2 separate regions of the Mus musculus genome follow, and region 1 is linked to region 2. A link is a loop called in an ENCODE intact Hi-C map of the cell type or tissue named here. Cell type or tissue: left cerebral cortex. All regions are shown on one strand.

Region 1 (8,000 bases), 96 kb before region 2:
TTTCGTCTGTAAAGGGTAGCTGTGGTGCAGGAATAACAGCTACAAGAATCACTTAAGAGAGAACCTCGATTCTTTTTTTTTTCCAAACACCTAATTATGTGATTTAGGGAAATAAACTTCATAAAACAAATAAGTGAATAAGTGTTTCCAAAACTTTTAGCTGTAAAAGTAGCCAAACCGAAGCAAAAGCCTTCATTTTCTTTTAAACATTTTATTTCTACCAGACTACTAGCCAGAAAAGAGCATGAAATTCTGGGTTTATAATACATCTGCTGCAAAGGATATTGATTTCTCTAGTGCCTGATTTTCTTCCTGGAGACATTTTCGGGCTTCTCTTTGCAGAGGTTTTTAAAAGTCTTTGCCCCAGTACAGGGGAACGCCAGGGCCAAAAAGGGGGAGTGGGTGGGAAGGGGAGTGGGGGTGGGTGGGTATGGGGGACTTTTGCTATAGCATTGGAAATGTAAATGAGCTAAATACCTAATAAAAAATGGAAAAGAAAAAAAAAGTCTTTAATCTGCTTCATACAACTTATATATTTGAAAATTAAAATCATCACAGTGAAAATAAGGTGAAACTTTTGCAAATACAAGGTTAATAGATTATAATATCTCGTAGAACTGTCAACATTTTCATTGTTAAAAAGCCATGTTTTAAAGTTACCAAATTATTAATCAAATTCTGGTCTGAGATGATACACCACAGAGTATTGCTGGATTAGTGTCCCAGTTATATTCTGTTTTACCTGAAATCACCAAGCAAGTAAAAAAATTCTAACAGCACAAAATATCCTATAATTAAACCATTTCCCCGAAATCTTGTTGTTTTTTCTGCTCATTACTGAATAGATGTCTAAATTATTTTATCTTACTTAAACGAAATGCTGTTATTTTAATCACTGACTTAACTTTATTAAATACTGAGAGTGTTTCTGATCTGCACAATATATGCTTGATCTATAATGATTTGTTATTACTTGATCATTTTGCCACTTTCTCAAAAACACTTGTGTAGAATATCCAACTGCCAGTTCTTCAAAACTCAAGCTTGCCTAAATAAGTCTAGTGATTAATACAAGGCATACAGGTATCAGTTCAAATTCTAATTCTGCTTTCACATATATGTGGAAAGTTAATTCCCATGGCCTCTCATGAGATCTGATGAGAGAGAAATTGGGATTCTTACCTGCACTAAAGCAAAGAAATGAACAAAGATGCTCCAAGAGATGAGACTATTATTCTGACTTAGGGGAGAGGCGATGTTTCTTGGTAAGTAAGTGGTAATAGTCAGAAGGTTTATTTCTGGAGATATGCTATCAAGATTCAGATGTGGGCCTTCAATTAGTTTGCTTGCTCTTTATAAAGCCACCTCTGTCGCCACCCCATAAAAGATCTCAGTAAGTTATCGGAATGCTTTATTTCTAATCCTTTAGGAAATGTTCCAGGATTAGATGGAAATTGAGTCAGGATTGAGCCACACTCCTGACGATCTGAAAAGATAGCTTTAAAGTAAACAATTCGTTATGAAAAACACCTTTTAAAAAGATTTTTTTAATTTTTAATTTTTATTTTTTGGAATTGGGGGACTACTTAGTTCACCATTTCAGTTTGTAGGAATGGGGGTAGAAACTGAAGATGGGACTTAGGGCCTCATGTATGCAAGGCTGGATGGAGCTTTATAAATGAGCTGTATCCTTAGCCCTGAACACTTCAATTCAAAGAAGCATTTCTCCAGACAGTAAACAGCAAACCTCTAGCTCAACTTTTAAAACGTTGTTGAACTTTTACCTACATCGACAACAATGGTTAATTTTAAGGCTTTTAAAATCTTCCCTCCCATAGCTCTATACTTGCTTTTCCAGACATGAGGCTGAAATAGAGAGACTCAGTGTTCATCTGTTCCCATTTGAGCCAGAGAGCTAGAGCCTCACTTAGGCTCCAGGCATTGTATAGAAACCTCAAAGTCCTTTGCTAGATTTACAGAGGTGGGTGATGGATGGGACGCTGGGGAGACTAGTTCTATCACACAACACGAACACTTGCAGATATAGATGGAAGGCTCTGATCCTTTGAAAGGCAATATGTAACCTGCTGTACCCCCAGCCTTATCCCAGCTCTCCCTCTATCTTGGCTACTGTCTGTGAGCCTTAGCCTGTGAGTATTGGGTCTTCCTATGTTCCTATGCAACCCAAGAATTCTAGCTCAACTTGTTTATTTCAGTGCTTGACAGTGTCAGCTGAAAACTACCTTAGTTTTTTGGGGTTGGTTGGGGTGGGGTGAGTTGGGGTGGGGAGATAAGAAGTAAGAGCCTAAAAGATTAGCCCTGAGCCTCGGTGGAGTTGAAAGGTGGGCCTGTGGGATCTCAGCATGGCAGCCCAGGCTGCAGCATTCAACAGTACTAGGAGCTCTAGGTGTGAACTGCGAATGCTCAGTTTCCTGCTGGGCAGAGAGCACAAAGGGCTCAAAGCTACCTGCTCAGTTGGGCACCTGAGAGATAGACTCGGTTCAACCCGGATATTTTTTAGGGAGAAGAACAAAAGTCATAGAGTACTGAATTCTCCAGCTGGGTCCGGAGTAGAGCAGAACAGGAGGAAAGAGAGAGGAAACACAAGACCAAACAACAAAACATTGTAACCACGTCTTTCAGGTGGCTGGACTTACCGGTCTGGGGAAGGGACTCAGACACTAGGTGGAACTAGCGCTTCAGAGATGCTAAAGGACCAAAGAGGTCTCCTCTGCCCAGGATTACAGGTGGGCTCAGGTTAGTGCCAGTGAGAGATCTAAGAGATCTCCCCCTCCCCAAGCCTACAAGACCTTGTAGCTCACTCCAAAGCCCCAAACACTAACCCAGGTTAAGGTCAACAGAACTGGAGGTAAATCAGCTTTGGTCTTGATCCCTCAGGTCTCTGTTCTCCACCTTGGAACGCATTCCAAGTCAAGGCGCAAAACTGCTCCAGGTAATATAACACTAAAAGCCCGATTCCCCAGATACCTCGCCTGGCAGAGGAGACCTCACCACCACTACCCGCCCCCAGCCCCCCCTCCCCCAGCCTTAGAGGCAGGCACCTGGCTCCAGCACACAGGCCCCACCCAGCCGGGCGCCCAGTGGGGTAGCTAACAGAATTGAAGCCCCCACCCCTCACCCCCACCTCTCAAGGGCCGATCCCAAGGATCAGTCGTGCAGGAACTTGACTTCTCCGTGGGAATCTCTAAGGAGAGCAAAGGGTGGAAAGCAACTTTGCCTATGATCTCTAGTGCCCAGCGGAGTTTGAGAGACATCACATTAGGCATATGGAGAAGCGAGTCTTACCTTTGCACAGAAAGCCGGGAGTTGACATCCATGGTTGACCGCAGGCAGAGAAAAGCTGACAGCGCAGGCGAAGGCTAAGAAGCCTGAGCGCCCTGCGCGAGGACAGAGACGTGCAGGCTGGAGCAGCAGTGACTGAGACCCGCAGCGGAGATTGATGCTCGCTCCTCCCTGGCCACCAAGCGCTGCAGAGATGTCCTGGTGGCGCCTCCTGTGGTCTGCTCAGATCTTGAAAACTGCTGGCTGGACTTGACCCTTCAGCCTAATTCCCGCCTCCCTCCCAGGTCTCGGGGGACTGACTGCCTTCTGTGCCTTTCGCTGTTGCTCCCTGCTCACTCCCCTCCCCTTAGTCCAGTCCCGCCCCTTGCTTTCTCTGGTGAACACCAAGTCTCAGCCCTGAAGTTGTTCATCCACTTGGCTGCATTTACAGGCTCACTTCTGGCAGTTCTGGCTTCCCGCTGCCCCTACTGGTGGCACACACATCCCCTTGAAGACCCTCTATTTGTCCTCTACAACAAAACAGGAGGTGCAGGCGTGGTCACTTGTGTCAATGTATCCAGCTCCTTTGCTTTCTTCTAAGCCTCTGTCCTGTTTTAACTCTCTCCTGTCTCCATGTAACTCATTTTCCTTAAATGGGACACCATCATCTCTCACCTGTTTGACCCTATGAGGAGATAAAAGTTTCAAAAACTCGCGACAGTGGCCATCCTTCTGAGGCAGCTTTCAGAACCGAAGGCAAGATTTACTGATGCTCTATTGTCTGCTCAGCATCTCTTTGAGCAGAAACAGACTTTTTTTTTAAAGAAAGAAATCAAGACACTGATGATAGCAACTCTCTGTTAAAAAGAGGGCATGGAACCTTGTGCCCTTTCTTTTTGAATTGAAAAGCAAACTAAAAATGAATACCCTGAGACTTCCAGGAATGGGAAGATGAGATAAATAAAATTTCCCCTTTTGCTTCTTGCAAGTCTAACTAGGACTCTCCATATTATGAATTGTATATAGAAAAATTCTGGCAGAAGCAAGGAGAACAACTAGGGGCCTGACCATGCAAAGAATGTAGTGGGGGTCTCTAGCCAAATGACAGAAACAGCCTAGACAGGCAGAAAATGCACAGATACCTGCTTCATGATGGCTGAATGTTAGAGGAGAAAATCCCACTCTAAACTGTAACACCAAAGGCTATGGGGGAAGTTCATATTCCAGTGTCCTGAGCTGGAAGGATGCAAGTCACTCGTAGGGTCAATTGTGCAAGAAAGACTAAGCATGGATCAGGACTTTCATCCCTTCCAGGAAGAAGCAATTGACATCTCCACAAATTGGCACCAATAGAGGGTTCTCCTAACCAGCCACAATACCACCCAGATAGATGTTATGAGAGCAAAGAAGGTGGGGAGATTTTGAGCTCTGTATAGCCCTTAGAGAACCTTGGTGGCAATTTAGAGGAGGCCTAAAGCTCAGAAGTAATGAGGTCATGTAGCAGCCTTGGTGCACATCTTTGGAGACATAGCCACAGAGCTATCAGTTAGACCAGAAAGGAACTACCTAGCAAGGCTGAGGTGTGGACCACTATCCCTTCAGAAGTAATCTGGGAGCCTAATAAGCTAATGTACTGGCAGTAATAGAGCAGCATTGTCCTGCCTGCTTTGACCTGCAAGAAGCTAGCTAAAGCAATTAAGTAAGACTCAGGCTTCAGACATATTATCCTAAGTCATCAGGTTTGTGAGGACATTATGTATCAGGCTAATAACTAATAAAAACACACAAAGCAATTAGTAGGAACCCTGAACTGACATGACAGAGATGTTAAAACAATCCTTCACATTTTTATAAACAGGTATTATAAAAGTAGAGTTGGTCTCTTGTATCAGCAATTTCCACATCTGTGAGGACATCTAATGTTTGGTAAAATGATTTGAAAAGGCAGGTCAGGTTTGCCTGAGTATCCTCAGATTTGGAACAATATCCTGGGGCAGAAAGCCAAACTCAGTATGCAAATTTAAAATAATTGAAATCACATAATGGGGAAAAAAAAAAGAAGAAGCAAAATCAAGAACAGAAGAAACACTGGCTGGCAAGCCATCCTACAGGCTTACATTTTTAGGCTTGCTCAGGCCCCTGTATGAGTGGCAGGCCAGCATGGGCTTCATCATGAGATGCAGAACAAGATCTCATTTCAAAGCAAAACAGCAAACCAGCAAAGACCAAGCAAACTCTCCCCTATACACTTCAAAATATAGGGACCAAAGAGGAGGGTATCTAAAGAAAACTTTAAAAAATACTTTAAGTTCAATGTGTATTTCATCTCCTAGAAACTATTAAGCAGGCCTGATTGGAAGTTACTTTGCACCAAATGAATATGTAAGAAAAGTACCAATTGGTGATGTAACCTTCTTTCTCAAGGATGCAGAGAGAAAAGCAGTGTAAAATAATGCCAAACCAAGAAGGCCATGGGTCTCGGAAGGAGCAGTTCGGGAAAGAAAGTATTTGACTTGCAATAGCAATAGTGCCAAACTGACATTGATACTGGGGACCCATGGAAAAAACAACATGCTGGAGAATGCTTTGAATCTCACTGGTAGCAAGAGACAAATAAATCCTTAAGTCATTGTCTGATCTCCAAACTCACTTGTACTCCTGAGCATGTGCACGTATGCACAAAGCCGCATACAATTAACCAAGATCAGAAAGCAATGAAGTTGATTATGGGATGGATCCCTGGGTATGGCAGCCTCTAGATGGTCCATCCTTTCGTCTCAGCGCCAAACTTTGTCTCTATAACTCCTTCCATGGGTGTTTTGTTCCCAATTCTAAGAAGGGGCAAAGTGTCCACACTTTGGTCTTCGTTCTTCTTGAGTTTCATGTGTTTTGCAATTTGTATCTTGAATCTTGGGTATTCTAAGTTTCTGGGCTAATATCCACTTATCAGTGAGTACATATCATGTGAGTTCTTTTGTGATTGGGTTACCTCACTCAGGATGATGTCGTCCAGGTCCATCCATTTGCTACACCAGCAAGATTTTGCTGAAAGGACCCTGATATAGCTGTCTCTTGTGAGGCTATGCCGGGGCCTGGCAAACACAGAAGTGGATGCTCACAGTCAGCTATTGGATGGAACACAGGGCCCCCAATGGAGGAACTAGAGAAAGTACCCAAGGAGCTAAAGGGGTCTTCAACCCTATAGGTAGAACAACAATATGAACTAACCAGTACCCCCCGGAGCTCGTGTCTCTAGCTGCATATGTATCAGAAGATGGCCTAGTTGGCCATCATTGGGAAGAGAGGCCCCTTGGTCTTGCAAACTTTATATGCCTCAGTACAGGGGAACACCAGGGCCAAGAAGTGGGAGTGGGTGGTTAAAGGAGTGGGTGGGGGCAGAGTCTGGGGGACTTTTGGGATAGCATTTGAAATGTAAATGAAGAAAATACCTAATTAAAAAATAAATTAAAAAAAGAAATCAAAGAAGTTTAATGATGGTGGTAGTGGTGGTGATGATGATGATGAGTGAAATAAAGAGTTGCATTTTTCGCAAGGTTCAATAAATTTGATAAGCTTTTATTAGACTGACAGAACATTCAGAAGGCATGGATTACCAATCAGCTGTGAAATAGATATATGTCTCAGACCTTCCAGGTAAGTTGAAGTATTCAAATAATACTGAATGCAATATGACTGATGTCTGCACAGACAGGGGAATTTATGCATAGGCATAGAATGGCAGTGATCTTAGGAGACACCAGAGAATAAATATCCTGTAACAAAGAAGGTGGAGGTGAAGTCACATAGCCACCCAAATGAAGAGTTGGACAATCAGCTGGAAGGTGTCTTCTCTGTGTCGCCAGAGGTGTCACAGGGAGCAAGGACCTGTTGACATCTTTGTTCTGGACTTCCAGTCTTCAGAAGTGCAGAATGTTATATTTCTGTTGCTCTTAAATTGTCCTCGGTGTGATAGTTTGTTAAAGTGGTTGTAGGAAATGGACATATTATGTAAACTGAACTGGTATAGCATAGACACTTTTGATACCAGAAGCTCCAAATCTACCAAGGAAATTGGATTTTTAATTAGAGAAAGTCCTCTTAAAAATGAAATCTTCAGGCCCAGATAGTTTCATTAATGAATTCGTTCACACCAACCAAAGAGCACACATGGGCTGGACTTAGGTCTCCCTGCACATACATAGCAGATGTGCAGCTTGGTTTTCATGTGGGTCCCGAACAACTGGAATGGGGGCTATCCCAAAAGCTATTGCCTGTACATGGGGTGTGTTCTTCTAGCTGGGCTGCCCTGTCTGGCCCAGTGAAGCACCTAGCCTCACAGAGACTTGAAGTGCTAGGGTGAAGGGATATCTAGGGGGAGCTCCACCTTCTCAGAGGAGAAGAGAAAAGGGGATGGGGAGAAGGATTGTGGGAGGGGGCAACCAGTGACCTGGGGTGGGGCAGTGAGTGAGATGTAAAGTGAATAAGTAAAAAAATAAAATTAAATAATAAAAAAGAGTTCATTCAAATATTTAAAGATAAATTAAAAGTGACTTGATGAAATCACATGAAGAGTGATCCGAATTCATTTTAGGGCACTAGTGTATCTAGAAATCCAAATCAGAGAAGATAAATAGAAAACTGCAGGCTAGAGACCCAGACATAAATACTCAGTCAAGTAGGAATTAGTTTTAAAAATTTATTTGTTTTCTATTTTTTTA
Region 2 (8,000 bases):
CCCATGCTCATGGATTGGCAGGATCAATATAGTAAAAATGGCTATCTTGCCAAAAGCAATCTACAGATTCAATGCAATCCCCATCAAAATTCCAACTCAATTCTTCAACGAATTAGAAATAGCAATCTGCAAATTCATCTGGAATAACAAACAACCTAGAATAGCAAAAACTCTTCTCAAGGATAAAAGAACCTCTGGTGGAATCACCATGCCTGACCTAAGCTGTACTACAGAGCAATTGTGATTTAAAAACTGCATGGTACTGGTATAGCAACAGGCAAGTAGACCAGTAGAATAGAATTGAAGACCCAGAAATGAACCCACACACCTATGGTCACTTGATCTTTGACAAGGAAGCAAAAACCACCCAGTGGAAAAAAGACAGCATTTTCAACAAATGGTGCTGGCACAACTGGTGGTTATTATGTAGAAGAATGCAAATTGATCCATTCCAATCTCCTTGTACTAAGGTCAAATCTAAGTGGATTAAGGAACTCCACATAAAACTAGAGACACTGAAACTTATAGTGGAGAAAGTGGGGAAAAGTCTCGAAGATATAGGTACAGGGGTAAAATTCCTGAATAGCACAGCAATGGCTTGTGATGTAAGATAGAGAATTGACAAATGGTACCTCATAAAATTGCAAAGCTTCTGTACCTTTGTTCTTAATGGCAATCAAATGACAGAGAGTAGCTGGTTTGGGGAAATTAAAATCAACCAGGAAACAAGAGCTCTCCGCAGGACATATGAGAATCAGTACTCACTTGATGCATGAAGGGAAGTAGCTTCTTCCTGTAGCCAAGTTATTGTTGAAATATTTCTCCAAGGTGCAATACTGTCAATTATCTTTTAAAGTCATTTTGCCAACTGAGGATGATATTAGAGGAACTAGTGACTATCTTAATCTTCACAGAGTAGGTTTTATGAGATAGGGAAAGCTTTCATTCTCACTGCTAAATTCATACCTTGATGTGTTCTGGCGATTTCCTTAGAGCCCAAGTACTGGGTATGGGGATCAGTACAATTTAGGGTTTGGAGAAAACCTGGGAAGGGAGATGTCAGAGGGGGTGGTGGTTTACTTGAGGAATAGTCTCCATAGGCTCAGTCTTTTGAACATTTGTTCGCCCATAGTGATGCTGTCTTGGCAGGAATAGGAGATGCAGCCTTGTTGGAGGAAGTACATCACTGGGGTTGGGCTTTGAGAGTTCATAGACTTACCCTAAACCTGTGGATTCATGTTTCTTCTAAAGATGAGATCTGTTGATTCCCGCTCCTGCCACCATGCCTACTTCTTGGTGCAATACTTTCCTGCTGTGATAGACTCCTACAAGCCTGCCACCATAGCCAACAATAAACTCTTTCCTCTACATATTTACTTGGTCAAGGTGTTTTATCACAGCAGCAGCAAAGTAGCTAAAACAGAAGGCAGCATGTCATGGTTACCCAGAGAGAGCTTTACCACTCTATTGGTTAGGTTATTATTATTATTATTATTATTATTATTATTATTATTATTATTATGTATTTTCCTCAATTACATTTCCAATGCTATCCCAAAAGTCCCCCCCCTGTCCCCTACCCACCCATTCCCATTTTTTGACCCTGGCGTTCCCCTGTACTGGGGCATATAAAGTTTGCCTGTCCAATGGGCATCTTTTTCCAGTGATGGCCGACTAGGTCATCTTTTGATACATATGCAGCTGGAGTTTTTTCCCTTGCCACTCAGCCATGGGTGAATTATAAAACCAACACATTTACAGCAAAGTGGTTCCTTAACCTACTGCCATTGCTGTACACAGACAATGGAGGTTTGTGTGTCTTCTTCCTATATTTCAAGCTAGAATTTCACATATCTAGAAACTTTCTGCCTGCTGCAGATGTGTGTGTGTGTATAGATATAGATATCTCAACATATCGAGAAACTGAAACACACGACTAAATTTTTCTTTTTATGTATTTATATTTAGTACTTTTTATTAAATATTTTCCTCATTTACACTTTAAATGCTATTACCTTTCTCCGTTTCCCCTCTGAAAATCCCCATCTCCTCTTGCCTACCCCTGCTCACCAACCCACACACTCCAGCATCCTGGCCCTGGCATTCCCCTATACTGGGGCATAGAACCTTCACAGGACCAAGGGCCTCTCCTCCCATTGATGACCGACTAGGCCATCCTTGAGCCATGAGTCTGTCACACCTTGTATTTTCTTTGGTTGGTGGTTTAGTTCTTGGGAGCTCTGGGGTTACTTGTTGGTTCATATTGTTGTTCCTCCTGTGGGGCTGCAAACCCTTTCAGCTCCTTGAGTACTTTCTCTAGCTCTTTCATTGGGGACACTGTGCTCCATCCAATGGATGTCTGTGAGCATTCACTTCTCCTTGTGAGTATTAGTCAGGAACTGGCAGAGCTTCTCAGGAGACAGTTATATCAGGCTCCTGTCACCAAGCTCTTGTTGGCATCCACAATAGTGTCTGGGTTTGGTGGTTGTATATGGGATGGATCCCCAGATGCAGCAGTCTCTGGATGGTCATTCCTTCAGTCTCTGCTTCACACTTTGTGTCTGTTAACTCCTTCCATGGGTATTTTGTACCCAATTCTAAGAAGAATGGAAGTATCCACACTTTGGCCTTCCTTCTTCTTAAGTTTCATGCATTTTGGGAATTATGCTTTGTTTTCTTCTTGAGAAATACAATGCAAGTGATTTCTATCAATGTAATACACTTCAAGGGAATTGAGGGCCCAGAGATGTGAAAAAGATAATAAAGGAATCACTGACTTCATTTTCTCAATGGTTTTGTTCTAAGAGGCAACAACTATTTCTCACAGATGCTCACTCCATCTTGACATCTAGGTCTGAATGAAGATTGGGAAAACAGATTCCTATTTGAATGGCATGTAGGAGTCCAAGAGCTTTGATGAGAAAAGAAAAAATTATGGGGGAAAAGTTATTTTATCACTCTCTACCCTCCTTTGAATGACTCTGTCTGATCAATTCCCTGTCAATGTGTTGTGACTGTTTGGGCACACAGCACTGACTGTACAAACTGTTAAATAAGATCAACATTTTGAATGGCTCCAGGTTTATTACAGTTGGAATTAGGATCAGTGTGAACAATTTGTGACTTGCTATGAAAAGTATGGGAACAGTAGGTGCCCTGACCAGAGGCCAGCTCACCAAGTTGCTGATCTACTGAATTACATGTACATGAACAGATATCTATGCAAGCAGTGGGGTATTTTTTTCTACCACCTACTCATTGAATTTAAAGTGTCCTAGGTATGAAATATATAAACCAACTTATTTCTCTTCTATTCATTGACACTAAATATATATTATTTGGTCTTCAAATCATATAGATTAAAATTTTACTTACTTTTTATGAAATGTGGATACTTGTGTGTGTGTGCGTGCACGCAAAACACTTATCAGTTGAACAAAGATAGGGCCCTATGAAGGATGGTTTTGCTTACACACCCAGAAATTGACATTCAGATCTTATAATAAAATTCAGGACAGGAGAAATGGCTTTAAACTTTTGATGCCATAATATAAAAAACTGTTTCTATTAAAAGTATAAGTTCTTGTGCCCTGTGGGAAAGCTGTGCACTGTGGTCACAGAGGTAACTTTGGGTATAGAAGATCTTCTTTGGTAATGAGGAACCTACCTGAATTCTAAAGTGTCGAGAAATCCATCTTGCTTTCTTACTATGCTTCAGTCCAGTTGAGAGGCCTCAGCGAGTTCAGGCTGGTATCCTCTCCTCTGGCTCAGAGTCTAACTGGATGTTGATGAGTGACTATCTTCTAACAGGAACTGCTTTAAGAGTCTCATACGTATTAAGTGATTTAACACCCATCAAAACACTGACATAGCCATAATTATTAATTCGTATTTAACTCCGAGAAACTGAGGCTTAAACAGGCCAGAAACATACCAGAGTTGCCAGTGTTAGTGGCAAGAGAGTTAGGTTCAAACCCAGGCAGTCTGGCTGAAGATACTGGGATCAGATGCTGGGTTTTGCCTAAATAGGAGCAATGAATTAGACTTTTCTATTGTTTAACTAGCTTAATTTATTGTCATTGCATTGGGAGGGGGAGGGAAATAAGCTTCTTTTTTTTTAAAGAAAATGTTTGAGGAGAAGCTATTTTCTTTTTTCTCTTTTTATTTTTCTCCTTTTACCATTCCCATCATCATTGTCCTTCTATGTCCTAAGTATGATATTTAGGGGAAAAAATTAAAGGTGGTGTCTTTAAAATGATAATATTTTAGCATCTTGAATGCAGACTCTGGTTATATTTGCCATTCCAAATCCTTGTGAGAGGTTTAGTCCAACTCTCAGTGAAATAAATGATGGAAGCATGAACCACTGCCCGTTAGTGGACCAGGTAATTTTGAGTGCACAGGCATTGCAGGGTCCTGGTGACAGATGGGATCGCCTTGGGCAGCAGTTGCTAGGCATAGTCTTCTCTCTCCACACCTCCATCTGTCAGCACAAGTGTGTTACTATTTTGGGATTCAGTTTATCCATTTGCAGAGCAAATTTCAAGCTTGTTCTTAAGGTTAAAATAAAACCTGCAACTCCCTGGACTTCCTTTTTCAACATTGTGTTCTTTTTCTTCCCTACTAGATAGAAAAATAGGGGGATGGGAAAAGAATTATATACTTTAGAGATGTTAGGGTTTGCTCAGGATTTGTGATAAAATATTAAAATGTAATATTACCATGAAATAATTAAAAGGAAAATAGCAACAGCACACTATCTGCACATATGTATCCAAACAATCAGATATATGCAAGAAACATGCCAATTTCTAATGAAATATTGGGTAATAATCCTCAGGTATGAGAGTCCAAAATCAAAACAGAAAAACTGTCAGTTCTTACCACAATTAAAATGTTACTGTAAAGCCAAAATTTGAACTTAGAGAGAATATTTTAAAATTAGTTTTTTAACTAAAATATTTTTTTCACAATTGAATAGATAGCTTATTGGTTAGATTAACTATATTCTCAGTTAAGTAAAGTATAGACAAATAAATGAATAAGATCCTAATTTATTCATGCCTTGTTAATCTGTTAAGAGTGAGGTTTACTCTCAGAAAAAATAAGAAAGTTCAAAGGATTTAACATTATCTTTGCCACCTAAGGAACCAAGAAAGACTGCTTTACTTTTGCCTAAAATGTTCAAATTGTTCTTCCTTTTGAATTAACAAATACAATGAAGTTTTGTTGTAAATACAAAGAGTAATGCTTGGTGCAAAAATCATTTGCTGAGCAGGCACCAGAACAGAATTTAGATGCTTGACAGCCATACAGACACCAGGCAGGCCTGGTTGACCTGTGTTCGAATGTGTAGGCAGCAGAGTTCCCCCAGGGATGTTTGGTTAGCCAGACTAGCTGAATCAGAAAGTTCCAGGCTCAATGAGAAAGTATACTTCAATGAGAAAATCAAGAACAATCAAGACAACCAATGTCAAACTTTCGCCTCCCCATATGGCCATGTAGATGGTTCTGCCCACAGACATGAACCTGAGTACTATTAACATGCACACACACACACACACACACACACACACACACACACATGACTCACACATGGTAAATACAGCCAGTAAAGCTGACAGGTTAAGACCTAAGGATAAGTCACTGCTCTTTTTCAGGAGGTCGTGGCATTGGCACTTGCTATGCTAGTGACTTTCATCAATGGGGCTTTCTAGAAATAAGTGGTTCTCCAAAAGTACTTAATGCTTTTTTGGGTCTCTCTCACTGAAAGTCCCTCCCACAGTCTACGAATAGAGGTCTAATAACCCTCTCCATAAAATTCTTCCAGATTGCTTCATGATTCGTAAACTTGACCTTCTATTTCTAAATCTCACCAAGACCAATTTCAAATGGGGACTGTTGCTATTATAACATTGGACTGGTTGAGCAAGAACACACTGAGCTAGAGGTATAAGGTGAAAAGTGTGTGAAGGGGAGGGGAAAGGAAGCAGGACAGGATAGAGTGTGATGCTGATCTGACAAATACATCCTGATAGTGGTGGATATGGTGGATAGAAGTGGAACGGCTTGGGAAGTCTTTCTGTGTTAAAGCATTGGCTAGCTGTTCTCCCAAAGAGCTTATTGAACTAAAGCTGCGAAGGCCGCAGATGTGTGCATTTGACAGATTGTTTCTTGAAGAGAGATACCAAAGTTGTATCTCATGAGCCCTACACTTACAACCTTCTGATTTGTGTTTGCCATTATTATTTGTACCACCTGTGTCTGATGAATTCACCAGGTATGGTAGGTTAAAAACTTGACCCCCTCTGTACATGTCCATATCAGAGTTTCCTAAACTTGTGAATATGTATACAGAGATGTTGCAGACATGAGTTAAGAGTATTGTGAAAGTAGAATAAGTTACTTGCTTATCTGCAAAACAGTAAGAAAATGAATCATCCTTGAGTATTATAGAAGGAACACAACTTTGTTAAGTTCATAACTGTAAGGCCTCGGAAATGCAAGAAAATGAGACCACAATAAATGTATTTCCTGAGGCTCTAAATGCATTATGATTAGAGCATTAACAGAAACTGAGTATACACTACCTGTTTCCTTTACTCACCTGTGTGTAGGTAGAAAGGAAAATTTACATATTTTTCCAACAGGCTATTTTAAGCATCTATTACAGCACTAGGCAGTTTTAGAAACATGAGTTTCTAATAGCACATTAAAGAAAATTTCTGCCACTATGCAGTTTCCATCTTGCAGGGAGATTAACATGTGACCTTTCTCTAAACAGGTGCTATTGGAATAATTTGTCAAATCAAGAGCATGCCCACCCACAACTTAGACAAACCTTTTGCATGGAATGTATTCTTAATAAAAAACCTCCCTATGGAGTGATATTTATATAAGGGACTCTCCAAAATGGTGATCAAATATGTGGCATGCTTTAGTTTTCTGCATGAAGCATCCTCCATGAGATCTTATGATGGCTGTCTTCTGAATACGTATGGTATGAGTTTGATGTCTCCATCAAAATCTTAAATTGAGGCCTAATCTGCATTGTGGTGTCATTAGCAGGTAGGGCCTCTCTGTAGAGGATGATGTAAGGCTCATTGCCCAGTAAATGACAGCATATAAATGCACTAGTTTCTCAACCCCATCATTCTTCTTTAATCATTGAACTTATTCCGAGCCACCTTTGAATGTATGTAGTCCAGTATATTGGCCATTCTTCTTCTCTAATGTAATATCTTTGAGATCCAGCTTTTGATCCAGCTTTTTTTAATGCATCATTTGTTGTTGTATGTTCTGTAGCTTTCATGATCATTGCTTTATAGTATGTGTATATCAGAAACTTCTATTTGTAGCTTTAGTGACAGGTACATGGATAGGATCCAGTTTGAGGTTTTATGAATAAAGATAACATAATTCTTTCTGTAAAAAAAAAAATCAACCAACCAGACAACCCCCTCCCCCCCAGAGCTCACAGGGACTAAACCATCAACCTTAGAGTACACATGGAGGGACTCATGGCTGCAGCCACATATGTAGCAGAAGATTGCCTTGTCTGGCATCAATGGGAGAAGAGGACCTTGGTCCTGTGAAGGCTCAATGCCCCAATGTAGGGTAATGTCAGGGCAATGAGGTGGGAGTGGGCAGATGGGAAAAGGAGCCCCCTCATAGAAGCAGAGGGAGAGGGAGGGAAGGGGAGGTCAAGAGGGAAACTGGGAAAGGGGAATAATCTTTGAAATGTAAATACATAAAAATATCCAACTGAAAGAAGCTGAGGAGAAGGGTGATCCTGTAAGAGGGCCAGCAGCCTCAACTATTCTGAACCTTTGTGATCTCTCAAACTGGACCACCAAACAGACAGCATATACCAGTTGATATGAGGCCCTCATCACATACAGTAGAGGACTTCCAGGTCTGTGTTCATCAGATACACCTAACTCTCAAGAGACTGGAGGCCCCAGGGAATTTAGAGGTCAGGTTAAGTAAAGAGTGGGGAC

The links. Hi-C counts contacts between places; a loop is a spot of excess contacts. Peaks named below come from ENCODE experiments on the same cell type or tissue, not always from the same donor. Only the 100,000 strongest peaks of a DNase experiment are listed, where the experiment ranks them.
Region 1: it touches region 2 in a loop (2.5-fold over the local background); 2 of 42 quality-filtered maps call a loop at or near these places.

What each region holds. Positions count from the first base shown.
Region 1 is chr1:83,404,674-83,412,673 of GRCm38, forward strand. Sphkap (SPHK1 interactor, AKAP domain containing) reads right to left here and starts at 3,527. Exons shown (of 12, transcript NM_001356547.1): 1 at 3,307-3,527. The coding sequence starts at 3,334. In left cerebral cortex, CTCF peaks have their summits at 2,661 (motif pointing right), 3,516 and 3,752; DNase peaks (open chromatin) are centred at 1,978, 2,465, 2,624 and 3,492; H3K4me3 peaks cover 3,318 bases; H3K27ac peaks cover 3,052 bases.
Region 2 is chr1:83,501,127-83,509,126 of GRCm38, forward strand. No RefSeq gene overlaps it. Among named protein-coding and RNA genes, the nearest start is that of Sphkap, 97 kb to the left of the region's middle. In left cerebral cortex, no CTCF peak of the experiment used is centred here; a DNase peak (open chromatin) is centred at 4,473.